2 separate regions of the Homo sapiens genome follow, and region 2 is linked to region 1. The links are chromatin loops, found by intact Hi-C in ENCODE. Cell type or tissue: mammary epithelial cell. All regions are shown on one strand. Links, peaks and the distances in the headings refer to the core of each region. The heading gives the core; the rest is flanking DNA.

Region 1 (16,147 bases), core at 5,423-10,422:
GATACTGTGGCTCAGAAGAATTACGACCCAGTGTTGCCTCCTATGCCTGAAGATATTGACGATGAGGAAGACTCAGTAAAAATAATCCGTCTGGTCAAAAATAGAGAACCACTGGTGAGTTTTGGTGCTCAGATATGAGTAGATACCATGATAGGGCCAAATCTGATGGTGCATACCATGTATAACTCTTTAAAATATACTTCCTCTATGTTCTTAAACTTTAAAAGAAATGGAACATTGATGTCTAAAGAACATGCTTTTGAAAAATGAAAGTGAAGGTTAATAGACATTTTATTGGCTACATTTAAATAGCAATGATTTTGAAAATGTAACCTGTTGACATTTATGAAAGAAGGCGTAACATGTACCAAGCATGGTTGATTTGAGATTACATGGTACAACTTAAAAAAATTGCTATTGTCTATGGGAACGCAACTTTAAGTTATTTTATATACTTAATTCAATTGCTTTTTAAATTTAAACTAATTTACAGCAGGTCCAACAAAACTTTTGAGAAGTCTCAGTGAAGTAAACATCTAATTTCTTTGTTAAACATCTTTTGAAGATCTTATTTGGTCAGGAGGCGTGGAACTTAAATTTGTTTAATTTAATTTTATTTTATGTCCAAGTAGCTCTATTTTTAAAAATAAAAAAAGCTTAATATAGAAAAATAGAACCTCTAATGGCAATGAAGAAATTTCCAAAATTATTTGTTAGCTATTCCTTAAATAAAGTATTAAGATTTAAAATGTCATTTTAAATATTGGAATATGAAATCAAATGAATAGAATTACTTGTCTTGAAATTTTTCTCATTCAAATATATAATTAGTGTATTATCTTCGCAATTATTGTTAAGGTAAAGTAAGATTATTGTGTGAACAAATTTAAAGTTTAAAAAATACACTACCCAGAAGAATAGAAAATACTTTCAACAAATTTGTTATTTAACATCAGTCAAATGACATTTGTTAGTTCGGGGAATTGTTGGAGAAGCCACAAGACTGTCAAAGCGCAATGAAAAACACACAGAGAGAAGATTAAGAGTCAAAGATATCTTTAGGAGAATGAGCCCCAGTCGTGAGAATCAGAAGTAGGCAAAGTGCTGGAAGCTAAGCTGAAATAAAATTCTAGCAAGTGGATGGTCAGGAAATGCTTGGCAAGTGATTCATGAGGAAAGGCTGTAACGTTTGGCAACCAAGGGATAGGTTACCAGTGTTATCTAAAAATGCAATTTTGTTTATTGGGATCCATAATGTGGTGACATGAACACTGAGCTTGCACTGGATGACCTAAGTGGGAGTTGGGATCCTGTCACTTTGCCCTGTATCCTATAGAGCAAACCACTCACCATCTCAGCCTCAGGTTCCTTATCAGAAAATCAGGAAATGTACCTCTTTGCAAGTGTTTTTGAACATCAGCTAAGATATAATGTGTTTGGAATGGTTTATGAGTTCTGAAGCATTATGCAAACATTATGTAAATATTAGAATATATTCTATCTAATATTTAAAAGATATTAGAATATATTCCATCTAATATTTAAAAGATATTAGAATTTATATTCTAGTTAATACTTATAAAAGCTAGGTTGCATCTGCTCAAGGAGAGAATGGTTACCTCAGAGAACAGGCTGTGAACACAGGTTATGTGGGTATTAGATAATGGATAGGAAAAAGGGTAATTACTTAAGGGGCAAGATCCCTTGAAAATGAAATTCTGTTTGTTGGTGAGTAGATTTCGATCCTAAATTCTCAGTGTTACTTGCATCGGCTGTCCTCTTGCTTCCTTGAGAACAGTGGTTCTCAGATTTTGGTATTGGAAGAATGACCTGAGATGCTTACTTACAATGCAGATTTCTGAGCTGAATCCCAAGGGATTTATATCAGGAGGGTTTTTTTGGTGCCTGGGAATCTTGATTTTAAAAAGCGTCTCAGATGTTCTTGGTGCAAGTTTTTGGTAGATCACACTTCAAAAACACTTGTTTCAAAGGCTCAATCTGAAATTCACTGTGCCACCTACTTGAGGAGACCTTGCAATACGGCAGTTTATAGGAAATAAATAAAGTAAATTTTTTTTTTTTTTTTGAGACGGAGTCTCACTCTGTTGCCCAGGCTGGAGTGCAGTGGCGTGATCTCGGCTCACTGCAACCTCCGCTTCCTGGATTCAAGCAATTCTATAGGAGATAAATTTTTTGTTTAAGGAAATCATGATAACCCAGTAAGCAGTCCCCTTTTATAAACCATTTTACAGAATTAATAATTAAGAAAAATCTGACCAGAATTTATTTTTTCAATCTAACTTGAAATTCTCCATACTCTGTTTTTAAAACAAAATCACATAGAATAAATTCAAAATAATTATGTAGGAAAATAAGTAATTTTTAAAATATTAGATCCAATTTTAATTTATTTTGTGTTGGCAGACTATGCTATAGGATTGATGACTTTTGTACAGTATCACGTGTAATGTGCTCTGTGTTTTTGAGATTTGATCTTATTTTCATGGAAATATATTGCACTGGGAATACATCAAACAATTGTGGTAAGAGAGGTTTGGAAAACAATATGGAAATAGAAGTCTTCAAGAATGAAGGGTTCAAAGTGAAGATTGATTCAAGTGGTAGTATCATGTAGAAAGTGAGAGATTATTCTTCAAGTCTGTAGTTTACCCTCCAAGCAAAGTAGAATCAGGGGATAGCAAGAAGATTCTATCAGGGCACTTATCTCTGTCTATAATGAGACCCTTATGCGTTGGAGTGCTTTGCATTATCTATACATTCCAAAAGTGATTTTATTCTGCCCATGGCTTTAAAAAGCGTCTATGTGCCAGAGACTCCCAGGGTTATTTCTCTTCCAGTCTTTTCTTCTAATCTTTAAATTCGTATATCCATCTGTCTATTTGTTATCTCCATTTGGAGGTCTAATAGACATCTCAATTTTCACATATCCAAAAATAAACTGCTGATCTTTGTCCCCAAATCTGTTCCACCCTTGTCTTAACCCCTTTTAGTTGATGGCAATTCCATCCTTCCAGCTGCTCAGCCAAAAGAAGTTGAGCCTATCTTTAATCCCTCTCTTTCTTTTGCATTCCATAGGCAATCTGTTGGGAAATCCTTTAGACTCCACCAATAATATAGCCAGATCCCCTTTCATCACCTCTACTCCTGCCAGTCAGATCCATGCCACCATCATCTTTCCCTTGAATTACTGTGCAGAGTGAGCATCCCAAATCTGAAGATCTGAAATCCAAAATGTGCCAAAATCTGAAACATTTTGAGTGCAGACATGAGCTCCAAGGAAATGGTCATTGGAGACTCTTAGATTTCATATTCTTGGATTTGGGATGCTCAACCAATAAGAATGCAAATGTGCCCAAATCTGAAAAGAAAATCTGGAATCTGAAACACTTCTGGTCTAAGCATTTCAGACAAGGGATTAACCTCTCATTAATTTCATTGCTTTAGCCCTTGCCATCCTTCACTCTTAGCACAGTGGGTGGAGTGGTCCTCCTAGGTTGTGCCCCTCCTGCTGTTCACAACCTTGCATGTTCCCTCTTTCATTCAGAGTAAAGCCCAGTGTCCTCACAGTGACTCATAAAGCACATAAGCTGACTCCCTTCTGCCTTTACCTCATCTCCTCTTGCCGCTCCTCTGCTACTGGGCTCCAGCCACACAGGCTGCCTTGCTCGCTCTTGAGCATTTTATTCACAGCCTTCCCCTTGGCACCTTTGCACTGGCTGTGTCTTCTGTTCCTTCCCATTGGCTAACTTCTTCACCTCCGTCCAGTCTTTATTCACTCAGACATCATCTTCTCAGTGAGTCCTGTGTCTTCACATTGTCTTTCCTCCGCCTGCCCTGGCATCCTGGTCTTCTATTTCCTGCCCTACATCCCCTCACACCCCCACAGTGTTTACCACCTGATAGGGTTCGGCTCTGTGTCCTCACCCAAACCTCATCTTGTAGCTCCCATAATAACCACGTGTCGTGGGAGGGACCTGGTGGGAGATAATTGAATCACGGGTCAGGTCTTTCCCATGCTGTTCTTGTGATAGTGAATAAGTCTCACGAGATCTGATGGTTTTAAAAACGGGAGTTTCCCTGCACAAGCTCTCTGTTTGCCTGCTGCCATCCATGTAAAATGTGATTTGCTCCTCCTTGCCTTCCACCATGATTGCGAGGCCTCCCCAGCCACATGGAACTATAAGTCCATTAAACCTTCCTTTCATAAATTGCCCAGTCTCAGGCATGTCTTTATTAGCAGTATGAAAACAGACTAACTCTCTAACATACTGTATAATGTATGTAATTATTCCATCTCTTGTTTATTGTCTTGTCTCCCCCATTGGGATGAGAAAGCAGACATTTTTTTCTTTTTCATCAGTTTATTATAAGCCCTTAGAACGGTGCCTTGCACAGAGTAAGTTCTCAATAAACATTGGTCAACTTCATTGAATACAGAATAAGTCAAAGGAACTAGCATTAAGTATAACAAACAGGTTAGATAGCCCTATACTGAAAAACTGTACAGTCCATAGTACAGAGAGAGATTGGTTCCACTTAACTAATTCTATGTTGCAAACCACGGCTGTATGTTGTGGCGAAAACAATATTATTTTGGGGGTTGATGAGCTCAGCTGGGAGGTTCTCACTTGGAGTTCCTCATACATACAGTCAGATGGTGGTGGCTGGAGTGAACTGAGGGCTCCTTCATTTACACAACTGTTACCTGGGCTTGGAGCTGGAAGGTTGGGGGCTGGCCAAGTGTCTCTTTCTCTAATTGTTACCTTTACTTGGCTAGCTTGGGATTCCTCAGAGCATAGCAGTGGTCATGATTTCTTACATGGCAGTGAGATTCGCATAGAGCAAGTGTTTCAAGAGGCCCAAGTGGCAGCTACAGATCTTCTTATAGCCTTTGAAGCCTCAAAACCATTTTTACCACTTAATGTGGGAATATGGCATGCACATACAAGGAGGGAAGGAATTGGTGATCCCCCTTTTAGAGACAATCTCCCCCAAGAGTAATGAACTCATAGACAGAATGAACTTATGAACGAAAGGTTATGGGAAGATAGAGGTTAAGCAGTATTGGATGATGATTGAGATGAATGATTGTGTCTCTGGTCAGATTACCTTAAACAAGTCCTGATTTTTCCATATACTAGTTATCTGATCTTAGACAAATTACGACCATTTAATATTCAGTTTATCATCCAGAAACTATGGATAAGTAAACTTAGATTACTAGGCTTTTCTGCCGTTGGGCATATTTGGTGGGAAAATTTGAGACATGTCATTAAGGAAAATGAAAGTTGATTTAATCAAACTAATTAGTTATATTGAGAATATTACATTTCCAGTCATTTTGGAAACAAGTTAGAAATTGAAATAAAAGCAGAAAATACTAGTAGTTGGTGAGTCTAAGCTTTATGACCATGAAGTGATGCTCATTCAAGTCTCTGGCCTTGAATACATGCACAGGTGATGAAAAATGCCGTAAAATGCCTGTCACTTAATTCTTTGACTTTTTTACTATTATTGGCTATGTATCTGATAGTTATAGATAAAGGATACTTATTACAGATGGACTTTTACTTTGTTTACATATCTGTTCTTTAATGATATAAATGTGTTTATTGACAAACTGGAGAAAAATTTCACTTCTTTTGGATGAATTCTGCTGCCACTGAAAAGCATACCTTTTTAGCAGTATTATGCAATGTTGGATGGCTTTGCAAAACCAATGCCAGATTCTTAAAAGGAAAGTCATGGAAAGGCTTTCAAAGTAACCACTTGTGCCTGTTGTTCTTACAAGGCAGCAGTTAATTTGCTTCTGAGTATCTGTAAGTGAAGAATTTTTGGCTTCTTTTTGAGACTGTTTCCTAATCTTATGCCAATACTTAGTTCTATTTGTACTAGTTACAATCCTAGTTCACTAAAACCATGGAGTAAGAGCTCTTTCTTCTAATCATTTGTCTTAGACTTAGGCAACAAATATAACTAATTTCTGGGTTTTAACTTTTTTCTTTTTCTTTATAATTATCGCCCAAGTTTTTTTTAATTTTTAAATTTTTATTTTTTTACTATGATAACTGAGGGTGATAGAAGGATCACTGAACTAACTAAAAGTCAAATGATCTGGGTTTTAGTTTTTTAACATATAGAATCTTTTGTCTATTAGTGTAATTGTCACTATTCCACTTTCTTGATGCGGTACTATAAGGATGAAATGAATGAAGAATTGCTTTAAAAGGATAAAAACCAAACAGCATTGAAATACAAGGTATTTTTATAATGGAAAGAAGGTATGTTTATTTTACACAGTTTTGAAGAGGTTGAAGATTTCAAAAATCCTTAAATTGGGCTGAAACCCTTTGATGCTATGTAGATAGAATTTCCTCTATTTAGTCATGAGAATAGACATTCTAAGACAAATGGCATGATGTCTATTTTTCCTGCCTCATTTCTTTTTTTTCGTTTTTGTAGTTGTTTTCTCTTTTTTCAGATGAATGTCCTTATTTCCTCCTTTTCTAACACCTAGTACACACATTTACCCACAAATGCTTTTTGTTTTTGTCTTAAAAGGGAGCTACCATTAAGAAGGATGAACAGACCGGGGCGATCATTGTGGCCAGAATCATGAGAGGAGGAGCTGCAGATAGAAGTGGTGAGACTTTAAATGTTAACCAAGTACAGACTAATCACGTGTTTCGTGTGTAGCATTTCCAGTAGATAACTAAGAGGATAACCATCTTTGGATCTAATACAGCAGAACAAGTAATAAGATATTTTTCTCTGTGTTGAAATGTGAGAGCCTATTTAAATAAATGATAGATAAACATTACTCTATGGTCTTCTTGTACACAAGCATCCAAAGCTATCTTAAAACTTGTGGGCCGGGCGTGGTGGCTCACGCCTGTAATCCCAGCACTTTTGGAGGCCAAGGCGGGTGGATCACGAGGTCAGGAGATCAATACCATCCTGGCTAACACGGTGAAACCCTGTCTCTACTAAAAATACAAAAAAAAAAAAAATTAGTCAAGTGTGGTGGCGGGCACCTGTAGTATCAGCTACTTGCAAGGCTGAGGCAGGAGAATGGTGTGAACCTGGGAGGCGGAGGTTGCGGTGAGCCGAGATTGTGCCACTGCACTCCAGCCTGGGTGACAGAGCGAGACTCCGTCTCAAAAAAAAAAAAAAAAAAAAAAAAAAATCTTGTTTCTTCTGTATTTCTCAATTGAAAAGTACTGCTAAGAGCATGCAGCCTTTAAGATAAATAAAAATTATTTTATTAGTATATTAGTATAAGATATCAGTAATGTGCATTTCTAGACAAAGACCAAGCTCCTGTTACCATTTCTTGGCCAGCATTACTATGTTGTGGTTTTTGAGTCACTGCTATGGAGAGGCATAGAGGCTGAAACCTGAGATGTGTGAAGGTCTCCTTTCCATTCGTTAAGTGTATTAAGGGAACCTAACAATGCTTTACTTATGGAAACAGCTGCAAATTACAGTTTTGGTTGTGGGTAACACTGCTAATTTACCAAATCTCCTATTTCTCAGGTCTTATTCATGTTGGTGATGAACTTAGGGAAGTCAACGGGATACCAGTGGAGGATAAAAGGCCTGAGGAAATAATACAGATTTTGGTAAGCTGTAAATTTCTTTTAAAGGTACAATAAAAATAAAATCGAATCACTGTATTTCAGACTTTTAGACTTGGTTTGACATAGACAGGATTTGTATTAAGCAGTGCAGGGTTCGAACACTTAATCCCTGTGTGTTCTTGGAAAATATCTTAATCTATTCATGCCTCAGTGTTTTCATTTGCAAAATGAGAATAAGAGGTAACTATCCATCTGGAGTGTTTTGAGGATTAAATGAGATAGTATATATAAAGAGTTTTAGGGCCGAGTGTGGTGGCTTATATCTGTAATCCCAGCACTTTGGGAGGCTGAGACAGGTGGATCACCTGAGGTCAGGAGCTTAAGACCAGCCTGGCCAACATGGTGAAACCCGTCTCTACTAAAAATACAAAACAAAATTAGCTGCACGTGGTGGCAGTCACCTGTAGTCCTAGCTACTTGGGAGGCTGAGGCAGGAGAATCGCTTGAACCCAGGAGATGGAGGTTGCAGTGAGTCGAGATCACACCACTGCACTCCAGCCTGGGCGTCATAGCAAGACTTTGTCTCAAAAAAAAAAAAAAAAAAAAAAAAGAATTTAGTACCTGTCCCTGTCCCAAGTCTATACTTAGCAGATGGCATCTACACTGTGGCTGGTGATGCATTTATCTTTGTCTTCCTCCCATTGACACAGTCACATTCCATGCTATAGATCATAGCAATACAAATTAGTCAAACTAATTTAGATGTCTTTTGAAATCTGACACTTGAATAAAATTATTTTATGCCTTGGAAATATTAATTCTAAAGTTCATTTGTAAGATAAAAGGAAGGGAAACTCTCTTTTATATGTGAAAACATACTGGAAACCTATACCAACTAGAAGAGGTTTGAGTGTGTCTCAAAAACAGATCTCTGTATATATGAAAATTTAGTATATGGTTAAGGTGGCATTTTAAATCAGTGGGAAAACAGTGGAACATTTCATAGATGGTATCAGGTTAATGGCGCAGAAAAAATAAGGTCAATCCTTGTTTTACACAATACATAAAAATAAATTCCCAACAAATTAAATAAGTGCAAAAAAAACAAAAATTGCACAATAAAAGGTAATATACAATTTCTATAATTATAAGGTAGAAAAAGACTTTTTAACCTTGATATGAAAGTCAAATAGAAAAATAACAGATGTGTCTACTAGAATTCAAAACTTTCTTTATAGAAAAAAGGTGCCATAAAGAAACATCAAAGACAAATGAGATTGTATGAAAAATATTTTCAGTATATATAATAAAAGGCTAATGTTTCAAAATATATAGAGATGATAAAAATCAATAAGAAAAACATTTACAGAAAAATCAGCAGTGCATATGGACAAATACTTTACAAAAGAAAACATAGATGTCTGGAGACACGAAGGTGATGCCAAGCCCAGGGCAGGCTTGATCCCCTCAAAGCATTTTCAGGATATGAGATTGGAAAGCTTGATAATGCCTAGAGTTGGTCAGGGTATAGGAAAATAGGTATATTTATATGATTTGGGGATGGGATAAATTATTAGTAGAACTTTTTGAGATCTGAAACTATCAAAATTTTAAATGTGCATACCCTTTAGTTGGAAATTAATCCTCAAGCAATAATTTGGTAAATGTGTATAAACAAAATTTTTCAAAAATATTCGGAAACTACCAAGAAAGTTGCGTTGATCAAATAATCATTCATCCATATGCTAGATTATTGTGAGGCAATCACGAGAGATAGACCTATATGGCTCAGCAGTAATAGTAATAACAATTGAGTCCTTATTAAATGACACTGTTGTAAGGACCATAGATCCATTTAAAAAAAAACACACAGACACAAACTAGAAAAATAAGAGGAGATTATAGAAAAGACTTTTGTTTTCTCTCTACCAATGTAATTCAGTATTACAGTATGAGAATTCTTTATAAGATTTGTGAGCGCCTTCTACAATAAGCAATAGCAATGATATTACCATTTTGAAATAAATCAACCCTTTATAAAATTCTATTATTTAAACTATCAGAATCCCATTTTACTTAACTTGCTGTGTTGCACTAGAGCTGCCTTCTTAAGGCTCGGCCCAGAGCTGACTGTGTGATGCACCATTTCCCAACTCAGCTTTCAGCAACTTCATGCTGGTGAATTGAAATTGACTATAGTGAAAGTATTTATACCATGGAAATTGACAGACAGTACACATCAGAGCCTTTTTTTTTTTTTAAATAAATGGAGTCCTGGTTTACCAGTGCACCACAGATAGTGAGACTCAGAGATATGTCTTGCCCTACCCCCCTTCCTTTCATATCTTTCAAATGTGCCAAGTATTTAGTGCTTTTATGGAGCTTACAAATTAGCAGGAGTAACATATCTTATGAAATAATGGCATAAATAATTAAATATGGCTACAATACATGGTAAAAAGAGAGAGACAGAGAATGACATGAGACTATATTTAAAGAGAAATCCTATCTGAGATAACAAAAACTTGTGGGTGCTGGTACTTATTTTAATGAAGTTAGAATAGATACTCAGTCTTTTCATCTTTCAATTAATCTATTACGTTGGATATTTTACTCGCTCACCAGAATACAATAGATATGAATGTTCTTTATTTTTTTTTTCTGATGGGCATTGCCACTAATTGAATCATGTATTTGTAACTGCACTACTGACATTATAGGTGTTTTGTCCCCCAAAACATGGATGCTGATACTTAAATGTAACTGTATGAACCTTGTACATTATTCTTTAAAAAAAAAAAAAAAAGCTTCTTGCTCTGTCACCTAGGCTGGAGTGCAGTGGTGCGATCACAGCTCACCGCAGCCTTGAACTCCTGGGCTCAAGAGGCCTTAGCTTCATCACCACGCTTGGCTAATTTTTAAAATTTTTTTTGTAGAGACAGGGGTTTTGCTATATTGCTGGTCTTGAACTCCTGGGCTTGGGTGATCCTGCCACCTTGCCTCCCAAAACACTGGAATTACAGACACGAGCCACTGCACCCAGACCTTTATACATTATCTGTTCTAGTCATTGAATACTGTGTTTATTTAAGGTGTTGTGCATATTTTGTGTGTTTCTATTTCGAAGAAACTTGGATGGGAATGTATTTACTTGACAGCTTAAAAGTACACAGGAAGTAAAAGTGGATTTAGGAGTTAATGTTTTTTAACTTATTCTACAAACTTCAGAGCTTTCTTTCTCACATTACAGGAATTTCTACAAAAATAGTTTCCTCCGTTTAGTCTATCTAAGAGTAGAAGCCCCAAGCTTGTAAATTTTCAGATGCATTTCACTTTCTACCTATTTTACCTTATTCTTCCTTGGGTCTGGTTTTCTTATAACTCCTTGTTTTATCTGTTACCAGGCTCAGTCTCAGGGAGCAATTACATTTAAGATTATACCCGGCAGCAAAGAGGAGACACCATCAAAAGAAGGCAAGGTAATTATTGCTTAAAAACATTTCTTCGTGCGTGGGAGGGAAGTCATGTTTTTCCATCCAACACATATCCACTTTGTCACAACACATTTCTTTCAATATTCCAGTTTTAAAATTACTATGTTTGGAGTCGGAGTTAGGAGAATATAGGCCATTTCACATTTATTTTTTATCTTTATTCATCTTTAATGAAACTTTTCTTCCAGATGTTTATCAAAGCCCTCTTTGACTATAATCCTAATGAGGATAAGGCAATTCCATGTAAGGAAGCTGGGCTTTCTTTCAAAAAGGGAGATATTCTTCAGATTATGAGCCAAGATGATGCAACTTGGTGGCAAGCGAAACACGAAGCTGATGCCAACCCCAGGGCAGGCTTGATCCCCTCAAAGCATTTCCAGGAAAGGTGAGCTGCTGGTACATAATAATGGCTTTTCTCCAGCTGACCTTTTGTTCTCTGCAAAATATCATTCTGGCATTGATGTGATAAAATATGCTATAAAACCTTGCCTTAGAATTTTTTATCCTGTGGGTTTGGATTTCTGTTTTGTCTAACTAAGTATGATGAATGACCAAAAATAATATGACAGTACTGGGTCATATTAGATTTTTGTTATGAAGCAAATGGAAAATAGCACATTAATATCTTGAAACCATGTTGATATGAAAGGTGGAAAAAAAAAAGACCAGTGGTTTTGGAGGGAGGGAAGATAATTTACAAAAATTTGAAAGTGGGCGATTTGTTTCTTAATTTGAATCTATTGCATTACATTCATTTTTTTCTCTAACCTTTAAGTTTTTTCTTAAGACTAAATATTTTGATATTGTATTCACCTCGGACCTGTGCTGAAAATTGATAGGTATGTTGACCTTCTTTCTCCCAGGAGATTGGCTTTGAGACGACCAGAAATATTGGTTCAGCCCCTGAAAGTTTCCAACAGGAAATCATGTAAGTTTGTTAATAAGAATGCAGAGAAACCAAACCCTGATGTTTATTTTTGACTATTAAAGCAGGTGCTCATGGCAGAACAAAGGGTCCTATTACCCTAGCAATAACTTTGGGATCATCAGTTCTCAGGAACAAACAAATATGAGATTCATATTTGGAATATTAACATGAATCTTTTGAGGAAAGGGGTGGTTGAGGTTGTTAATAATAAATCCATGACTCACTCTTTAAGAAAGTGACTACTACTACTACTGTCTTTGATTTCCAAATATAGTTATTTTATTAAATGTCACCTAAAATACAGCTCTTCCTTCTTCAAAGCCAGGAAGTTTGGGTTAGGTATTTCTTGGTAAAGATTAGGGAGAAAAAAAATCTACCATTTTCTTGGGTACAAAAGCAATTGTGCTCAAGACCAATTGTTCTTAATTCCTTTCTTATCCCCAGATCATAATACTTCTGACCTTTAGCCTATCCCTTTGGAGTTATTACCAGACTAGATTAAAAGAAAATGAGAGAAAGACAAAGGATGGCTACCGTATGACTACTGAAAAACTTAGTGTGCATTTAAATACTTTTTTTTCTCTTTCAGCCTAATCTTCTGTCAGCTTTTCTTTATTTCCCACCACCCAGCTCTTCAAGTCTGCATCCCATAAATTCCCTGTTCCACCTCGCCTAGATGTTTCATGGTTCTAGGTATTTTAAGAGGAAAAAACCAACCCTTTGTTTTTAGCATAGAAACTGTACATTAAACAGCGAAATGACCAAATAAATGGCCCTGGAATTTTACACCAACATCTGTTTTTAGTATTGTTGCATTTTTCACATCTCCTGTGATTTCTGTCAGTTTGCAGAAGCATATAGCCCAGGAATCACATTAGAAGGGAGCCAAACTGTAGTCGAGTATAAATCTCACAAGCAGGCAAATGCTTAAAGTGGAGCACTCATTCAAAAGCCTGCTTGTCCTTGCTACATTAAGTCTAGGCACAAGGAAAAAAACCCTTGTCACAGAATGCTACAAGTCTTCTGACATCAGAAAACTTAAAGCTTTCGTGAGAATATTGCACTGTTCTTAAGCGTGATGACTTTTCACTGGCCAACTCACTAACAGAAAGGAGCTTTGAGGCTCCTTGCCTGACTGGCTCTCAAAGGGATTTTTAAATAGGAGGCTTACACATTTCTAATATATTTGGCATATGTGGGATAAGATAATGTGTCACTTAAAGATGAAATAAATGTAATTATACTCGAATCTGGATCCATACTCAACTCTTTTTCAGTCCTAGGCAACTTAGAAATGTACAGTTTGATATTATTATAAATTTTCATTGATTGAAAATTTTTGATAAGTGTATATGTATTTCTTTAAAAGAACTATACAAAAGGGATATTTTGCTTTTTAATAGCTCTTTCAAACTGGTTTCTATATAGATGCATAGGAAGGTGAGGTGTGTGTGGGGGTATGTGTGTTTGTTTGTGTGTGTATGTAGAAGTATTAATTGTAACGGAGTCCTTTTGTATGTTGATTTGCATGATTTCTTTTTTATGTTAATACTTCAATATTTGGATCTGATAAATATTTATTCTAGCATTTATCTTTACTGAAATGTCCTCATTTGACTAATTTTGTTTTTTTTTGTTTTTGTTTTTGCTTTTTCTGCCTCTTGAATACCATTCAGAAATGTTTGCTGGTCCTCCTCTCTTTCTTTCTCCTCTCTCTCTGTCTCTCTTATTAAACTAGAGTTTGATTCACTGAGAGATGCATTGTTTGTTTTTATATATGTTATTTATTTTCAAATAAATCTGGTCAAAATTATCCTTATTAAATCATAAACATATAACAGATATGGACTTGTTCAGAGAGACAATATATTTCTGTGACAAATAGGCAGCTAATGTCTTTATTCTCAAAGAATTGAAATTCTACTTGAAATTTCCTTGAATATTGTCTCACATAAAGTTAAAAGTTATGCATAAATCATTGTATTGATTCTGAACATTTTAAATGGCATTTAAAAACACTTTAACCTATGTTTTGATGATGATTCTTTACCAAACTAAAACTTGTAAAGGCCATCTGATCCACTACTTTCTGGATTTCAATATTTGGTACTTAGGGTTTTGGAATAGGAAACTTACGTTATCATGCCCTTTGTTGAATTATAGGAAAATGCCATGAAGAAAAACAGCAAGTTGGTATAAAATCTTTTGTTTTTATGATTTTGAATATTAATAGAATAGGGTTGTAAAAAAAGTTTCTGATTCAATTAAAATTTATAAAGGAAGAATAATTCTATCATGTCAATGTTTATAAATTTATTTTAAAAATACAGTGATAAAAACTTTATCCACTAATTTTTACAAGTGTACTTAACATCTAGGAGGAAATTGCAAATATAGGATTTGAAATAATGAATTTAGTCACATAATACCATTTACGAAATTAGCCAGTTAACTTTTTATACAAAGTGATTGCTCGTATTACTCTTTTCTAAATCTTTATTTTGCTTTTTATTTCATTTGTAGTGTATCACCATAACTTGAGTTTGCATGGGGGAAAAGTTCATGGAAGATGGTTCTGGAACTATAGGGTTTCAGTTAATATCAACATAGAAATAAATAAGGAAGGGCACATCCCAATCTTACTGTCTTTGCATTTTTGCACTTATATTTGTGCTAGAGCTCTAGTTCTTGGCTCCAAGGTAAGTAAAATCAGGAGCCATGATAATAACAACCTCTTTAGGCTTTGAAACTAGCCTCCTTATGCAAAATTCATAAGTGCAAGTCATATTCATCTTTGTTGCTTGGTTATGTCCTCCCCTAAAGAATCTTTGTGTATCTAATACAAACCCAGAAGAATAAAAAGGCTTTTCAAACAAAAAAATAATTTACCTCTTAAAAAATTCCTGAAAACTAAAACATGACCTCTTAAACCTAAAATATTTCTAAGTCTTAAGTAGCTGGATATAAGGACTTGTCTCCTCCCCCTATTTTTTGGAAGAATTGCTTACCGAACAAAGATATTTGTAATGGAAATTTGTTTCCCTCCCTCTCCATCATCTAATGATAGGTTCCCACATAATGGATTTATATTAGTAATGCAGAGAGAAAAGCAGGCCTCAAAGTCTGATAGATTTTCTTTTATATGACCAGCTTTTAGATTATTATATACAAGATGTAGCTTAAGTGTTCTGGAAATGAGTAAAAGTGAATCTTATGTCTCAGATAGAATGTAGGAGTACTTTTGCATGACAGGAACTTGGCAGCTTGCATTTCTTGTGTCAATATAATTTAAAGTATTCTAATTTTCTGCCTAAAACTTATTTTTATAGTTTGGTTGCATGTACTACCTAACCGTTAAGAAAGAAATAGGAATTCATTTGTGGTATTGTTTGTTGCTTTTCTATTGAAATCTAAATACAAGTTAAGAATTGTCTTCCTAATGACATCAAATTAATTTAAGTTCAGTAGGATGTGATTTATATTAAATATTTAAATCCAGTATATATTGTCTTCAGAAAGGAGTAAGAAAAAGCTGTTATTCAGGTAGTGTATTTTACAACAGAATATTCAAGTGTGAGTTTTTATAGTGTTGTTTCCTTTTTTTAGTTATCAAAATATAAGAACCTAAAAGTTTCTAATATTGCTGACTGAATAACCTTAATTCAAAATTTTTGTTTTACACAATAACTCTTAAAAAATTCTTGCAGTCAAAGAAACAAGAATGTACAATTTTTCAACCATTTAAAGATTAGAAAGGAAAACACAAAATATTTTATTGTAGAATTTGTTTTAACTAGTCATGATTATTATTATGCAGGTAAAAAGAAAACATTTAACTGAAGCCAAAGGGTATCCATTTAAGCAAGGTGTAACTTAGTTCATTCAAAGGCAAACATTTGTCAGTTGATAATCACAATAGGCAAAAAAGAATTTAAGCATTGAGTAAAATAACGAATTCACTGCACACGGTACCGGTATTTTGGAATGTCTTAACACTTAGGAATAATATATCACAGGATGCTACAAGTCATTGTAATAAAGCTTTTCAAGTTGAGTAAGCTTCTTCTTCCTGGATTCTTAAGTAATTTTATTTGTTGTTTTCATACATAAAGTTAATTCAGAAA
Region 2 (16,147 bases), core at 5,111-10,110, 130 kb after region 1:
TTTGCCCAAGCCAGGGTGGATGGTTTCATAAGAATCCCTGTAGATCGGCAGTCCCCAACATTTTTGGCACCAGGGACCAGTGTCATGGCCAACAATTTTTCCATGGATAGGGTGTGGGGGAGGGGATGGTTTCAGGATGATTCAAGCTCATTACATTTCTCGTGCACTGTATCTCTACTATTATTACATTGTAATATATAATGAAATAGTTATACAGCTCACCATAACGTGGAATCCGTGGGAGCCCTGAGCTTGTTTTCCTGCAACTAGACGGTCTCATCTGGGGGGGATGAGTGACAGGGACAGATCATCAGGCATTAGATTCCCATTAGGAGCTTGTAACCTAGATCCTTCGAATGCACAGTTCACAATAGGGTTCATGCTTCTATGAGAACCTAATGCCACTGCTGATCTGACAGAAGGTGTGGCGTGTGGGTGGGGTCCCTGCTGTAGATGACGTAATGTTGCGGAGGTGGACCAAAAACTATCAAGTTTTTCCCAGGAGCCTGTGGCAGATTTTCTCTAAAGTTTCAGTGGACAGCGCTGCACCATGTGCTTGCACTCTAGCCATGGGCAGGGCTGGTAAAGGCCTCTGGTACAGCAAACCCCGGGTGTGCCCTCAGTGATGAAGGCTCTTTCCAAGATCACGGCTACTTAGAATCCTCAGGCTGGTTCTATTAACCCTAAGAAAATGTGGGCCTTGCCTTTCTGGTGCTTGGTGAAGAGTGTCAGGAAGCAAGGCATCTTTGACTAGGCGATTCATGAATTTAGCTCCTTCTACGTGCCAGTCATCCTTCTAGATCTTAGGAGTACAGACTTGAAGGAGGCAGAAAAGCTCCCTATTTTCATAAAGCTTACCTTGTAGGGGTAGCAGATGGGCAACAAGGCAAAGACAAGTTATGGCCAGGCACAGTGGTTCATGGCTGTAATCCCAGTGCTTTCGGAGGCCATGGCTGGAGGATCACTTGAGCCCAGGAATCAGAGGCTGCAGTGAGCTATGCTTATGATTATGTCACTGCACTCTGCACTCCAGCCTGGGTGACAGAATGAGACCTCGTCTCAAAAAAAAAAAAAAGAAAAAAAAAAAACAAGTCATGATAAATCCTTCAGGGAGTGACTGGGCCCAGGTAGTGTTTCATCACGACAAGGAAAAATTGGAAAGAGGCGACTGGGACTTCTTCAGATTTAAATATTATTAAGTTATTTTTGCTTGGAAAATATCCGGTAAAATAAATTCACATTTTGGCATCAGATTAAGCAACTTGGCATGAATTTGGCAAACAACGACATAGTTGCTCAGATCTTGGTGGGTTCTGGCTTTTTCCAGCTTTGCAAACCAAGGTGAAATGTCCTGAACTTGGAAGATCTCTGGCTGGCATCCACATTGGACCCAGTAATGCTCCCTTATGTCATACAGCTGATTAAAATGTGCAGAGGAACTAAAGTACCCACAGAAGCTTCCTTGCTTCCAGGACTGGGACTACTCCAGGATCCTTCCGAAGGATGCCCTCTGCTCCTCACCAGGTTGTGACCTGCATTACCGCCACAGGTGTGATGCTGTTGTCTCAGACTGTAATCCACCCATTTTTAAAAGGGCTTCTCTGTATACCTATTAGCATAAGCCCCTTTCTCACTGGTTGCAAGTCTAAGCTTCTCTGCAGGTAGTATCTCCTTTAGGTGAAACTATTCCATTCCTAACAACTTTCGCACTTTCAAAAAGAGAAGAAAAGAACCCAAAACAGGCCAGGCATGGTGGCTCATGCCTGTAATCCTAGCACTTTGGGAGGCCGAGGTGGGTGGATCACTTGAGGTCAGGAGTTCAAGACCCACCTGGCCAACATGGTGAAACTTCGTCTCTACTAAAAGTACAAAAATTAGCCGGGCATGGCGGCGCATTCTTGTAATCCCAGCTACTCAGGAAGCTGAGGGGGGAGGATCTCTTGAACCCGGGAGGCAGAGGTTGCGGTGAGCCGAGATGGGAGGCAGAGGTTGCGGTGAGCCGAGATCGTGCCACTGCACTCCAGCCTGGGTGATAGAGCCAGACTTCGTCCCCCACCCTCCAAAAAACCCAAAACAAAGGACAAATATCTATACCTCATATCCCTACGTGTTTGCAGAAAGGTTCTGCTTTGAGCTGAATCCGTATAATATTATGACAGGTGATATCCTAACATCATTCCACATTTGCCTCTTTGGCATCCGGAAAAGAATCCAGTTTTAATTCCTAAACACCCCATCATCCTAAGTGCTCCGGCATTGGTCCTTAAACACCGTGTCCCCCCACCCCAAGATAGTGCATTCTTCCCCATCCCCCCCCACCTCAATATTCCCACTCCTTTATCCCTCACTGGTGTTCCAGTTGGGGCTCTTGCTGGTAGGGTGTCTAGAGGTGGGGTCAAAACCATCTTAATGGACAAAGGTAAAGGCCATTTAAAAAAAGAGATGGGGGACATGTTTTCATTTCACTCCGATCCTCTGCCCTATTGAAGAGCGCTTTCTGCTTTCCCGGTGAGTATCAGAGTATTCTACCATATTTGTTTTTTTGGAGAGAAACATGTAAGCCTCAAATATCCTAGGAGAAGCCCTATGCTATTTGGGGGTACTCAGTGAAGATTTCAGGTACATACAACGCACTTGTCTGGAAGCCTATGGAAAAATGTAAAAAGGGGTTTCTAAGGAATATTTTCTGCTTCCTTTCTGCTCCATTTTAAGTTTTCTGCTAACTTGCCGCCGACCCCGCAACTGCTCACGACCTCTGTCAAAGTCAACCTTTCCCACCGCGTGGAGTGAGTTAGGGTGCACACTCGGGAGTTGCATAAAAGTGTTTGAGAAAGGGAGATGCAAAGTTGAATAAAAGTGTTTCCCGGGAGGGGCCGAGCGGAAAGCAGCAGGTGGCCGGGGCGGGTGGAACCCAGCGCGGGCGCAGAGCGTCTCTGGCGCGGGCATACGGTGCAACGGGTCCGCGGGAATCTTGGATGCGCGGAGGTCCCGAGACCAGGGTAACGGACTGGGCTGCGGTCGCGGCCGGGTGAGGCTGGGAGCGGAAGGCGGCGGCGGCGGCGCCCGGGGGAGGGCACGGGCCCTGTAGGCCTCCCACAAGGGCGCCGGCGTGCGCGGCCGCAGGGCGCGCAGTGTTGACCCGCGTCCTAGCAACAGGCGGGCGCCGACTGCGGGGGGCAGGGTGCTGCAGGTGAGTGCGGCTGGGGGTCTCCACGCTCACCCCCGCAGGGGTTCTGCAGCCGCCCGCGTGGATCGGGAAACAGAGGCGGCTCTCTGGCCCCGCCGCTGCCGCTCTCGCCTGCTCCCCTTTCCCTCCCGGGGACCAAGACCCGCCCCCTTCCCTTCTCTCTCCCAGCCCCATCTCACTCCTTCCTCCCCGCGAGACCCTGCCTCGGCCCTAGGTTGGGGACCGTCTGCTCCTCAGTCCCTGCGCCCCTCTCTGCACTACCTCGGCCCCATCACCTCCCGGATCCGCTCTCCACTTCTCCCGCCGCTTCCCTGCCTCTCCTTCCCCCAGCCCGTCTTTCTCCTCCGCCCTTTGCAGCTCTGCCTCCCGCTCCCAGCGTGGTTTTCGCCGTCCCTTCCCTCCTCGTCCCCTTACCGAATCCATTCCTGGAAACTTAGGGTCTCAGCTCTGACGCCCCCTTCTTGTAACGAGTCTGGTGGGGGCCGTCATCCCACACTAGGCTTAGCTTTGGTTTTACTTAGGGCCCTGTTCATGTCATGTCTAAAAGTTCGATTTTCTGTCGGTCTTACTGAGTAACTTCTGCATTCTCAGAAAGCAGTGTATGCGCGGACTCCCCGTGGATGTTACCAACCACATTTCATAGATCTCAGAGCTGATGGCTGCCTTTCCGTAGCCCCCTAAAGAATTCGGTTGTGCTTCTGTTTAAGTGTTAACGATGTGATTACCGAATGGGTTTCATTTCACTAATGATGCTGGAAGCTTGAAATTGACCTTTAGAAAGAAAAACAATCTGTGGTATCTATTGGATAAAGAGAAAAATGAGTGCTAAGTGATTCCCAGTTTATGTAAACATCCCAGTTTATGTAAACACGTAACCAAAACTTTTTTCCTTTTAATCTTTAAACTTACTTTCTTTACTTCAAAGGTGTGTGCTGTGTATTTACATGGATTCATTTTAACTATGGTTCTTAAGCCAAAAGAGCTTGGCAATGGGCAGAAACCGGGGAGCAACTGGTCTTGATTTTAAAATCTTAGTTTTGAGTTATGCCGACCATTTTTGAACACCATTTATTTATTTATTTATTTTCTAATAACATTGATCTTGCCTTCTGGATTGTCATAGGCCACCCTGAGGTTTTCTTAAACTCACCAACCTTCTTGAATAAAACTTGTGCATTGCTACGGTTCACTAGACTTGGAAATACAATTTGAATAGATTCAAATGTTACATTTCTGTCAAAATTTATCTTGACGAAAATAACGATTTTGCATTTCTTAATTCTGTGTTAAGGGTCCTTCAAGAAGTTACTATATGGTATGTTGACTACCATAGCGTTACATAATCTATTTAATTTCGCATTTTTTCTTTAAAAATGTGCAAGAAGCAATCTTTATAAGATTACCAAAACAAATGTTATACTTAAGATTAAAGACAGACAGAACTTTCACCTAAGCCTTTCTGTATAAGATAAAGCTATTTGCACTTATTTCACACTATTTTACACTGATTTGCACTTATTTTACACAACAATGGGAAATTCAAGAGTCTCACACATACACATCAGAACATGTTTATGTGTTTAAATCTAAAGCATTTCTCATCGGTTAGCAATAGAAACAAAATGCTAGAATACTAAAACAAACACCCAGAACAAATTTGTGCACTAATTTCTGCACTTTATTTCATGACCACTTTGGTATATATGTCTGGATCAGTTGTTCTCCACCCTATCTGATCCAGTACTTGGTTTTTATAGCATATATGTTGTAAGGCTGCTTTGCTATCCTGAAATCAATATCATAGATTATAATCTTACATATTTAATATAGTTTTAAATATTGATAGTGTGCTAACTGTAAAATGAAAGAAAATAATTGTAAGAAAAGATTGGCATGTAAACGCTCAAGTACCACTACACTAGAATATATAGGGAAGTAGTCAGATGTCCAGCCTTACACAGAATGACTGTGAACACAGCAGCCCCAAATGCAGACTGATACAGATGTGCCATTGCAACTTAAATTTCTCAAATAACATTGCCATCAATGGTGTCATTTTCCAAAATGCTGAGCTCTTGGTAAAATTCCATGTAAAACAAAATATGTACAACCTTCTTTTCGTTTATGGTAGCTACAATTCTGGAAAATTCAGGGTGTAATAAAACTGTGACAAAATACTCTGCAATTTTTGCAAAGTGCAGAAAAATTCTAGGCTCAGGTAGTGCTTATCTGAAGTTTTTCACTTACTAGATGCCTGGAGGTTACAGCAGAATTCTTCCTTCTGAGGTACTATCCTGCACAGGATATTTTACATTGTCGGTCCTCAACACTAAAGGCCGATAATGCCCCCTTTCCTATCATGTTGATAACTAGACATCTCTATAATATTTCTATACTCTTTATCAGCAGGAAGTACTGCCCTGTTGCCATCCAGTGATCTCCTGTGATTGAATTTAATAGATAGTTCAAAGATTTAATACAGTACAGAATGTAAAATCTCCAAGTCTAATCTTTGTACTTTAAGCCTTTTTAATAATGATGGGAGTAAAAAGCCAATTTTATTCTATATTTAACCGTATAACCATTCTTCTAATATTCTGGAAGAAAGATTTTATCAATAAGTGCTATACAAAAGAGAAAAGAAACAAGTATAGATTATCTGCCAAAAAAGCATTAAATGTTCATTATGAAGTCAGAACGTGCTTTCTAACTTGGCTCTTATTTAACGTTACAGATTTTGTTACTTTTTAAAAGATCTTCTTTTACAGACTAATTTCTATTTAGCCAATGTGAAATTTGTCTCACTTGAATTGGTTTTAAATTTTACTGCTAGACTCTTCTGATAACTAATTTAGATAAAAAGGCTGAAAGAGTCTCACTTATTCCTACATCTCTCACATTAACTCTTAAGAAGGTTGTGAATTACAGTAAAATGTCATCTGGGCAGGATATACAGGCAGGGAAAATAGTATTTGGATTGTCCAGATATTCTGGTAATAGGATCAATGTGTCCTGTATCAATTTTTAGAAAAAAAATTATATTTCACAATACTGTTCTTATTCTATTTCTTTTTTAACTCAGAATGCACTTGGGGAAACCAGAGCTACCAGAATCATGTTCTTCAGTCATCATTGTGATGATGCAGATATTGTCACTGTAAGAAAGTCGGGATAACAGTATTCAGTTTAATAGTGTAATTCTAAACAATGTGTGTCCTGGCTGAAAGGAATGTTTGTCCCTGAAACTGCTGGCTCCCAACAGAGCTGTGAACAAAAGCCCTTAATATAAACCTCTTCCACTTCCTTTTTTTTCCACTCTTGGAGTTTTCTATTTGGGTTTTATGCCTATCTGTTTGAATCCTCTCTCTTAGGCCCTAGGGAAATTAGAAAGAAGTTATTAATTTCAGGGCAAATACCGGAAATTTCTTAAATACTAGTCAGTTTTATCTAGTGCTGGTTTACTACTTCATTGAACTGAAGAGCAATTAGATAATGTTAAAAGAATCTTCCAAGATTAATAAGCAGAATGTGGGATGGGGAGTACTAGTTTAAAGTCTTGAGAATGAAAAATGTTCCAAGGAAAAGGTGGACGCTGTTGTCTCTTTCTCTTTCTGCTCTGATGTAGTGCGTGTGCTAAGCTCAGGTCTGAGCACGGTGGATCCCATGGGTGTGGCTCTGAGGAAATTGACGCAGTGGACTGCTGCCGGACATGGAACTGGAATCCTCGAAATCACCCCTCTAAATGAAGCGATATTGAAAGAAATTATTGTGTTTGTGGAGAGTTTTATCTATAAACATCCTCAAGAGGCAAAATTTGTTTTTGTGGAACCACTTGAATGGAACACAAGTTTGGCGCCCTCAGCATTTGAATCAGGTTATGTTGTCAGGTAAGCCAGTTACTTGCTTCTAGGATTTGATATCTTCGTTGTACATAGTATTATCAATTGGTTCTAGGTTTGGGGGCAAGTCACCTAACCTCTCTGAACCTCAGAAGCCCTCTAAACCAGGGAATGAAAACCAGAGACACACAGGTGAAGTCTGAGGATATTCAGCTTGGCCAACACAGTATCTTTCTAAGTTTTAAATTTTTCAAATTAAACAAAATTTTAATTTTTGTGGGTAAATTTCTTTTAACAGGGCATCCGTTATCCAGGTCACTACACTGCCAACATCCATTGCTGCTTTATGCCTGGCCTTTCCACCCATATGTGGAGATATATATACACATATATATACTTTTTACAGATGAGGTCTCACTATGTTGCCCAGGGTGGTCTCAAATTCCTGGCCTCAAGTGATCCTCCTGCCTCAGCCTTCTACAATGCTAGGGTTACAGGCATGAGCCACCACACCAGGTCATCCATATTCTTCTGAATTTTATTTCTATAAATGTATGGGGTACTTCCGTATTACCTGCCAGATGCCAGGAGCCATTGGTTTCGTGACCTCTGATGTAGATGAAATCTCTTCTGGTATTTAAATTGATCAATTCCTGGGCTAGAAGCAGGAGGCGGCGGGGAGGGGTGATGAATGATGAATTTTGATTTTGCCCAATATAAGGGAGAGAATTCTTAAGAATTACTGGTGTCCTCAGATTAGAGCCTTTCAAATCTGAGATGAAAAAAAATTTACTTCTGTCTCAAACAGTGAACTCTCAATCTATCTCATTCAAACATGGCTAAAATATATATATACACACACATACGCATAAATTATGTGAACAAATTAAATATAATTGTATAAGAATGTATTAGTTCATTAAGCATTATAATTATACAATAAGTAAGCTAACAAATACACACACACACACACACACACACACACACACACATATATATATATATATTTGCCAGCCTCAGTTTATTTTGCACCTTAGGCATTCTATTTTCTACCACCTTGTTCTTCTTTGTTCTGGATATGAACTTTTAAAGTCTGATCATATAAAAACAGTTCCCTAGCTAGCCAAAGCTTCCTGTAGATGCCTTTTCCCTTTTCTCCCTTTGGGATTATTTGTGAGAATAAAGTCAGAATTTCATTTTTAGAACTGCAGCAAAACCATTCTTAAACTGTATTTCAAAAGCTCTTTAATTCTTCTATTGGTCAGCCTTCTCTCTGAGTTGTTTGAAGTCATATTTATTTATTTATTTTTTTTTCTGGAGACAGAGTCTCGCTCTTTTGCCCAGGCTGGAGTGCAGTGGTGTAATCTTGGTTCACTGCAAGTTCCACCTCTCTGGTTCAAGCAATTCTCCTGCCTCAGCCTCCTAAGTAGCTCGGAATATAGGCATCCGCCACCACGCCTGGCTAATTTTTTGTATTTTAGTAGAGACGGGGTTTCCCCATGTTGCCCAGGCTGGTCTTGAACTCCTGAGCTCAGGCAACCCGCCTGCCTCAGCCTCCCAAAGTGTTAGAATTACAGGTGTGAACCACCACGCCCGGCCTGAAATCTTATTTTTCTAATGGTGCATTTTATTTCTAACTGTGCCAGTGGTAACTTTCTCCAGAAGTTGTCATTTCTGTATTGTTCAGCTTTTTTCCTAAGCTTTGAAATATGATCTCCTACGTAAAACAAATTAAAAACATATTAACTACTTGGCTGATCATGGTGGCTCACACCTGTAATCCCAACGTTTTGAAAGGCCGAGGTGGGCAGATCACCAGAGATCAGGAGTTCAAGACCAGCCTGGCCAACATGGTGAAATCCTGTCTCTACTGAAAATACAGAAATTAGCCGGGCATGGTGGCACGTTCTGTAATCTCAGCTACTAGGGAGGCTGAGGCAGGAGAATTGCTTGAATCTGGGAGGTGGAGGTTGCAGTGAGCCGAGATTGCACCACAGAACTCCAGCCTGGGTGACAGAGAAACTCCATCTCAAAAAAAATTAATATTTTTTTATAAAAATGCATTTAAAGCAGATGACAGAAAAGAATATCATGATTGTTTTGCCTTTGTACAAATTTTGTGCTCCAAGCACAAACGTGATCACATCTGACCCCTAGTTAGGTGGGCTGTGACACACACCTCTCAAATCTATCACTATTTCCCCCTATTCTTGTCCAGATTCTTTTTGCCTTATTTCCATTCTTATATCTCAGCACACAGTTATTTATGTATTTATTTAAGACAGGGTCTGGCTCTGTTGCCCAGGCTGGACTGCAGTGGAGTGATCATAGCTCACTGCAGCTCAAACTCCTGGGCTCCATGGATCCTCCCACCTCAGCCCCTCAAGCAGCTAGGACTATAGGCACATACTACTATGCCTGGTCAATTTTTCTATTTTTTTGTAGAGACAGGATCTCACCATGTTGCTCTGACTGGTCTTGTACTTTTGGCCTCAAGAGATCCTTCTACCTTGGCCCCCTGAATTGCTGGTATTTCAGACCTGAGCTGCTGTGCCCAGCTCTGCATGCAGTCTTTATGCACAGTGTTCCCTCCTGAGAAGGGCATTTTGACATTTTGAAACAATTACCCCTTGATTTTTATACTTCTGTCATATTTACTATACAACTTTTCCTTGGGCTAATTTCTCAATCCATTCTTTTTGTGTCTGACCGTTATTGATATCTTTGATGTTGGAAGGGTAGAGAGAGGTATTGCTGTTGTATTTGAAGGAAACCATGCTTGCCTGGCGCTGATGAAAACCAAGAGTGCCTTGAAGAAGGCAAAGTGTACAGCTGAGATTTTGGTCATAATGGAAAGTACCAGATGCTTTAACATCCAGGTCTTGACCGTGCCCCTTGGTCTACTCCCCAAACCAAAGAAAGTTCAGTAACCCATAGCCACTCAGTGTTTGCTATGAGAACAAGTGATGTCAACCAGAGATATTCTCAATTACCCAAAGAATTTATTATCAAAACAGTCCCCATGACCTCATTCATTGCCCTTTGGACCAAGCACACTCTTCTGGCTTCTCTGCTGTTAGTACACTATTATACATTTATTGAAAGTGGGGAAGCTACTTTCCTTCCAGACAGGACTCAGGTCTGGGCATCCATGTGTAAGGCCAAGATTATCCTGGAGGATTTGAGCTTGGAGTCTCTGGATGTGTTTCTACCAAATAGGAATGTCCTTGGATACTTTAAAGTAAAGGAGGATGCCTCTCCTTGTGGGTAGACCTCTCAGGCCTCTTGTTCCAAAACAAGTTAAGTTTTATCTACGCTGAAATTCTGCCGAAGTAGATAAGCTACCCCTTTTTTGTTGGTCTCTGTGGACATTGATGGCAATATATTTATATTTGTGGCTTTAGTTCTCATTTGATGTTGCACATTCCAAATGCACTGTGGGCAACAGTCAATAGAAGTTTGATCATCCTTTTTCTGATTAGGCTAATGAGAATCTGATACTGAAACTGATACTTTAGTCACACACTGGAAAGGTTTTATGTTTCATCAACTGCCTTCTGTCCTTTTGTGCAGATCGTTATTAATTGAATAGATGGGCATAGCCCTGTTCATGTTACGTGATGGTCTTTTCCTTAGAATGATTCCCAGTGTTTTCATCATGTTATAACATTTGTCATCATCTTTCCACGTTTAATTTTGGGGTGGGGGCTGGGGGTCAAATAGCTCTACTTTCATTTCATGGAAATCATAGGTCTCTTTGTATTATCATTTGCAATTGCTTTTGTTCTTATCAGACAGGATGAAATTAATAGTCTTCCTAAAACACCTCAGAATGAAACTTAAATTTGCTGTAAACTAAGAACAAATGACACCACTCAATGGCAATACCATCTGTGGTACATAGAACCAAGGCACTTTGATTCTTTCTAATGTAGCTTGGGAAATTTATAAATTGGATAAGCGCTCAGAATCACATGGTGAAAATGTTATTACCTGATTTTTTTTCCTTCTCTGGTAGAACTACAGTATGATTTTGAATCAAATGTGCTATAATATTGCCATATTTTATTTTTAAATCTCACTCCACTGCATCTCAGTGATATATATGCATCGAGATAAAAATATATTCTGGTAGGAGTTGGGACAGGAAGTCAGGTCACCAGAGCAATGGCTGTCTTCCCCTCAAGAATGCACAATTCACACACAATTTATACCTTTCTGGACCTTAGCTTTGTGATCGATATCATGAAAGGCTGAATTTACATGATCTCTAAGGTTACACTCAACCTATAAAATAATATTGTTTTATGAGACAATAATTATTGCATTTTGGTAAAATTTCTAAGTCACAGTAGTAGGGTCAGTGGCCATAAGTTTTGTTACTGAGCTATTTATTTTTTGTCCCTGAGGACTGCTAGTTTCTTAGCTATAGCCTTATTTTCTATGTTACTATTTAGACATACATTTATTAAGTAGTAAGACACTAAATGGGGCCGGGTGCAGTGGCCCATGCCAGTAATCCCAGCACTTTGGAAGGTGGAGATGGAAGGATCACTCGAACCCAGGAGTTCAAGGCCAGCATGGGCAACATAGCAAGACCCTGTCTCTAAAAAATAAATAATAAATAAATAAACAGACCAACGAATAAATAAGCAGCCAGGTGTGGTGGCGTGCGGCTGTAGTCCCATCTGCTTGGGAAGCTGAGGGAGAAGAATCCCTTGAGCCCAGGAGTTCGAGGCTGCAGAGAGCTATGATTGTGCCACTGCACTCCAGCCTGGGTGACAGAGCAAGATCTTGTCTCTTAAAAAAAAAAGGACACTAAACTCGATACTGAGGATTAAAGAAAAAAGACACTTTTCTGCTTTCTTGCTTTAGAGTATAAACAGAATTTTTAGCTCCCTTCCACGATTCTGGTTTAAAAGTTTCTCCATCAGGTCACTGGAGTTTTTGATAGCTCATTCTTCCTGATCTTCCCAAGGTGAGTGCAGCATTTTTCTTTCCAAGAGCTCATTCTTCAGGTGTTAGAAACTGTGAGCCTGAAAACTGAAACTTCCTCTTCAAAATCTTGTCCATAGCTGGCGTTTTTTATTTTTCAAATCTATTTTTATTTTATTTTTTGAGAGGGGGTCTCACTCTGTCACTCAGGTTGGAGTGCAGTGGTGTGATGTTGGCTCACTGCATCCTCCCGCCTCCCGGGCTCAAGTGATCCTCCCACCTCAGCCTCCCAAGTAGCTGGGACCAAAGCACGTGCCACCATGCCTGGTTAAGGTAGCTGGCATTTTATTTCTGACTTCTCTGTTAAGTTACAGGCTTCAACTGGTAGGAGCAATGAAAAATGTCACCTGTGCCCTTTGGCTTCTCACCAGGAGTTTCACTCTCTCTAGTTAAGTAGCTTGGTATCTTTGGTATTTGGTCAGCCTGTTACTTAGTCCTCTCACCATCCACTTCGTGTGGTGGCCAGCCCTTGATGTGAGTAACCTTTAGGTAACAGGCCTTTAAAAAATCTCTTAAGTCCTAAGGGCATTATTCCAGAAGCTTAATTTTAGAGAAAATATACATTTTGTGAACAATGCATGTCATTGGCAAGTCTAGAAATATTTTATTCATTCATTTATTCCCCAGATGTTTACTAAATGTCTTCTATGTGCAGTTCCTATCTGAAGTGCTGGTGATAGGGGCAGTCCCTATCTGCACCCAGCAGAATCGGACTCATAAAGTCCCTCTGTGAGCCCTCTTTTGCTGCTGTAACACATTGCCCCAAACCTAATGGCTTAACACACACAAATGTATTATCTTACAGTTCTAGAGGTCAGAAGTCTAAAATGAACCTGCAGGGCTAAAATCAAGGTATCGGCAGGGTTGCATTCCTTCCGGAGGCTTAAGGAGAATTTATTCTTTGCTTTTCCAGCTTCTAGAGGCCCCTATGTTCCTTGACTCATGACTCATGGCTCATGGCTCCACATCACTCTGACCGCTGCTTCCATCAGCATATCCCTGTCGCTGCCTCTGTCCCTCCTGTCTTCCTCTTATAAGAACCCTGGTGATTATGTTTGGCTTCCTCCAAATACCCAGAATAGTCTCCCCATCTCAGGATCCTTGACTTAATTTCTATGCAAAGTCCCTTTTGCCATGTAAGGTGACATGTTCATAGGTTTTGGGGATTCAGATGTGAACATTATTCTGTTTCCCCTAGTTCCTATCCTCTTATTTTTATTCTAGTGAGATCGTCAGTAATAAGTAATCTCGGTTGGTCAGATTTACTTTTTCTGATGAACTAGCAACATTTTACATCTATGTATCTACATTGCAATTCAAAATATGTTAGATCAGGCCAGGTGTGGTAGCTCACGCCTGTAATCCCAGTACTTTGGGAGGTCGAGGTGTGTGGATCCCTTGAGCTCAGGAATTCAAGACCAGCCTGGCCAACATAGTGTAACCCCGTTGTCTACTAAAAATACAAAAATTAGCGAGGCATGGTGGCATGTGCCTCTAGTCCCAGCTACTTGGGGGCTGAGGTGGGAGGATTGCTTGAGCTCCGGAGGCAGAGGTTGCAGTGACCCGAGATCACGCCACTGCACTCCAATCCCGGTGACAGAGGGATACTCTGTCTCAAAAAAAAAAAAAAAAAAGCTAGATCAGGTGTTAAGGTGTCAGGAGTTTCATCAGATATAGCCTCCTGTAATACAAAACCTAGACAGTTTAGTTAATGTTGTAAGTGGTAGAAATCTATAGAAATATCACTTCCATGAAAACATCTTAATATTTTTTAAAGGCCAACCTGAAAAAAATCATTAAAATGGATGGAAACACAAAGCTAGGAGACTCAATAACTTTTGATCAGGAAGAATCCATTTAGAAAAACTGCCTATTATCCCAAGGCAAACCAAATAAAGAAGTTTAGAGTGGGAAAGGAATTCAGAGAGGATCTAGTTTGCCTTCAGTTTGCTTTTTTTTTCATAGTTTTTTTGTTCATAAACACAGTGTAGCCAAGAAAACCCCTAACCACTAATTACTGTGGTGTAAAAATTTTATAAATAAAATAACATTAGAACTCCCCAAAGCATGAAGGGTTTTGCAGAACCAATGATTTTTAAAAAGATGCCAGAAATCAACACATTTTAGAAAACAAAAACAAAAACTGTGACTATTTGAGTTCAATTGTGAATTCAAGAAATTGCTAAAAAAAAAAAAAATTCTTCCTTGGTTATATCCTATTGGTCACTAGGCTTGCTGGTAAGTTTGAGGATTTAAGAGTTTGAGTGTGGAAGAAAGTGGGAAAACAGATGAGCTACTAACCAGATGTATTTATATTTTCTGTATTTTATAATGAGATATAGGAATAATCTGTCTAAATGTCTTAAATTTAACTTCTACTGACCTCTAGGTAGCATGAAGCTTTCAATTTTTTATTTTTATTTTTTAGTGAAACAACAGTCAAATCAGAAGAAGTTGATAAAAATGGACAGCCTTTGCTATTTCTCTCTGTACCACAAATTAAAATTAGGAGCTTTGGGCAGCTGTCACGCTTGTTACTTATTGCCAAAACTGGGAAGTTGAAGGAAGCCCAAGCATGTGTTGAAGGTGATCTTAATGCTCCAGTCTGTGATTTGAACTTTTAGAAACAATCTTGCTGGGAAAGTGGGGAAAGGGTGGGAGGATCATTTGTTAGAGTCTCTTGAAAAAGATTCTACAATCTACAAGGTAAAAAGTCAAATGTACAACTTCATGAAAATGTTATTAATTTTCCTTGGCTGCAATATTATGCTCCTATCAAATTTCTGCTTTAAAATGAAAAGCCTGCTACCTTACCACTGGTAAGTTTCTAGGTTTCTGATTTTAGCATGTGGTTTGAAAGAGAACCTTCTCAGCTTCTGGAAAGCACAGGGGGCTGTAGCCTGTTAGGTCAGTGTCAATAGAGAAGACAGATGACAAGGGCTGGCCTCTGAATCCACTCTCTCTCGGCATACTGCCAAGGAATAGATTGAATGACAATCTATTTCCTTTAAAATGAATGTAGGCTCTTTCTTTAGCAGAGACAGCCTTTAATAGTCTCCCTTTCCACTTTTCTCAGCCATATTCCACTGTGGACTTCACAGCCTTCTGTGAATAGTTACAGTCATTCAACTTTGTGGCAAATATTTTTCTTCTTCTTAAAAATATGTGATGTTCACACTATCATCTAATCATCTAACATGCAAAAAATGAATGTGGTTGCCTGCTATAATTGTGTGGTAAATGTTTCTTATGAGTAGAAGTACCTAATCATAGGTGATAATGTATGCGTCCTGCTTTATTGGAATTATGTGACCAATGGGTTTCTGGCACAAGGTATTTGAATTCTGCCTATTTCTGTGTGAGATGGGAAGATGGTCTTTTTTTTACTTTTATTTTTTAGATGCTAACCTCAGGATGGCAACCTCTTTTTATGCCTTGCCTATTACTCCTTATTAGGCGAGGGTATCAAGTCTTGAAGAGTAAAGCTGAATTCAAGGAGGTAGTTAATAGATGAAGGATTATTCATTCAATTCAACTCAATTGGTAGACATAATATGTAGATTTCTATATAGCTGAATACTTATCCATTTGCTAAATACTTATCCTTTGCTACATTTTGCCATTTCTGCAAGAATTTTGGTATAACCCTTAGTTTCAGGTCCAAGTTGCATGGTACATGGCAATTTGGTAGTCAGGTTTATGCCATTCCTCAGAATCTGCCTGCTCTTTTTGTAAATCTCTGTGTGATGACAGTCATAAGGTTGTTAAGTTGAGATGCTCAATAAATGGTTGATTCCTTTGTCTCCTTTTCGCTGCTCTCCTCTCCCCCAGTGAAGTCCTTTTCTCAGCCTTAAGGCCTTGGCATATCCCATGACCACATGGGAATGTTAATGCCTTCACTATACTTTTCTTCATTTCCTTTAAGTTAAGCTTTCTGAATTAGTCTCATAGGCCTTCCTCTCCACCCCCATCTCAATGCATACATATTTTCATCTTTCTCAAATTTCTCCATTCTAAACAAGGGTTTTCCACTTTCTCCTTCATTTTCAACCATATTGGTTTTTGACATTAACCAAATTCTGTTTTCAACATCTCTAGGTTCAACTTTCACATCTGTATCAGCCTT

Evidence for each region. A loop is a pair of places that touch in the nucleus more often than their neighbours do. Peaks named below come from ENCODE experiments on the same cell type or tissue, not always from the same donor. Only the 100,000 strongest peaks of a DNase experiment are listed, where the experiment ranks them.
Region 2: a loop joins it to region 1, with 2.1 times the contacts of the local background. A loop is called at or near these places in 4 of 110 quality-filtered maps.

The regions. Positions count from the first base shown.
Region 1 is chr10:28,115,527-28,131,673 of GRCh38, reverse strand. MPP7 (MAGUK p55 scaffold protein 7) reads left to right here. Exons shown (of 17, transcript NM_001318170.2): 6 at 1-114; 7 at 6,583-6,664; 8 at 7,558-7,643; 9 at 11,006-11,080; 10 at 11,284-11,480; 11 at 11,959-12,023. Among named protein-coding and RNA genes, the nearest start is that of SNORD130, 50 kb to the right of the region's middle. RefSeq lists an enhancer at 11,280-12,479. In mammary epithelial cell, for the core only: no CTCF peak of the experiment used is centred there; a DNase peak (open chromatin) is centred at 7,413.
Region 2 is chr10:27,985,846-28,001,992 of GRCh38, reverse strand. It overlaps ODAD2 (outer dynein arm docking complex subunit 2), which reads left to right and starts at 2,914. Exons shown (of 20, transcript NM_018076.5): 1 at 2,914-2,999; 2 at 6,813-7,074; 3 at 14,450-14,607. The coding sequence starts at 6,851. It overlaps LOC112268060 (a long non-coding RNA gene), which reads right to left. Exons shown (of 3, transcript XR_002957065.1): 2 at 7,601-7,684; 3 at 6,842-6,925. RefSeq lists an enhancer at 6,310-7,509. In mammary epithelial cell, for the core only: no CTCF peak of the experiment used is centred there; no DNase peak of the experiment used is centred there; H3K27me3 peaks cover 541 bases.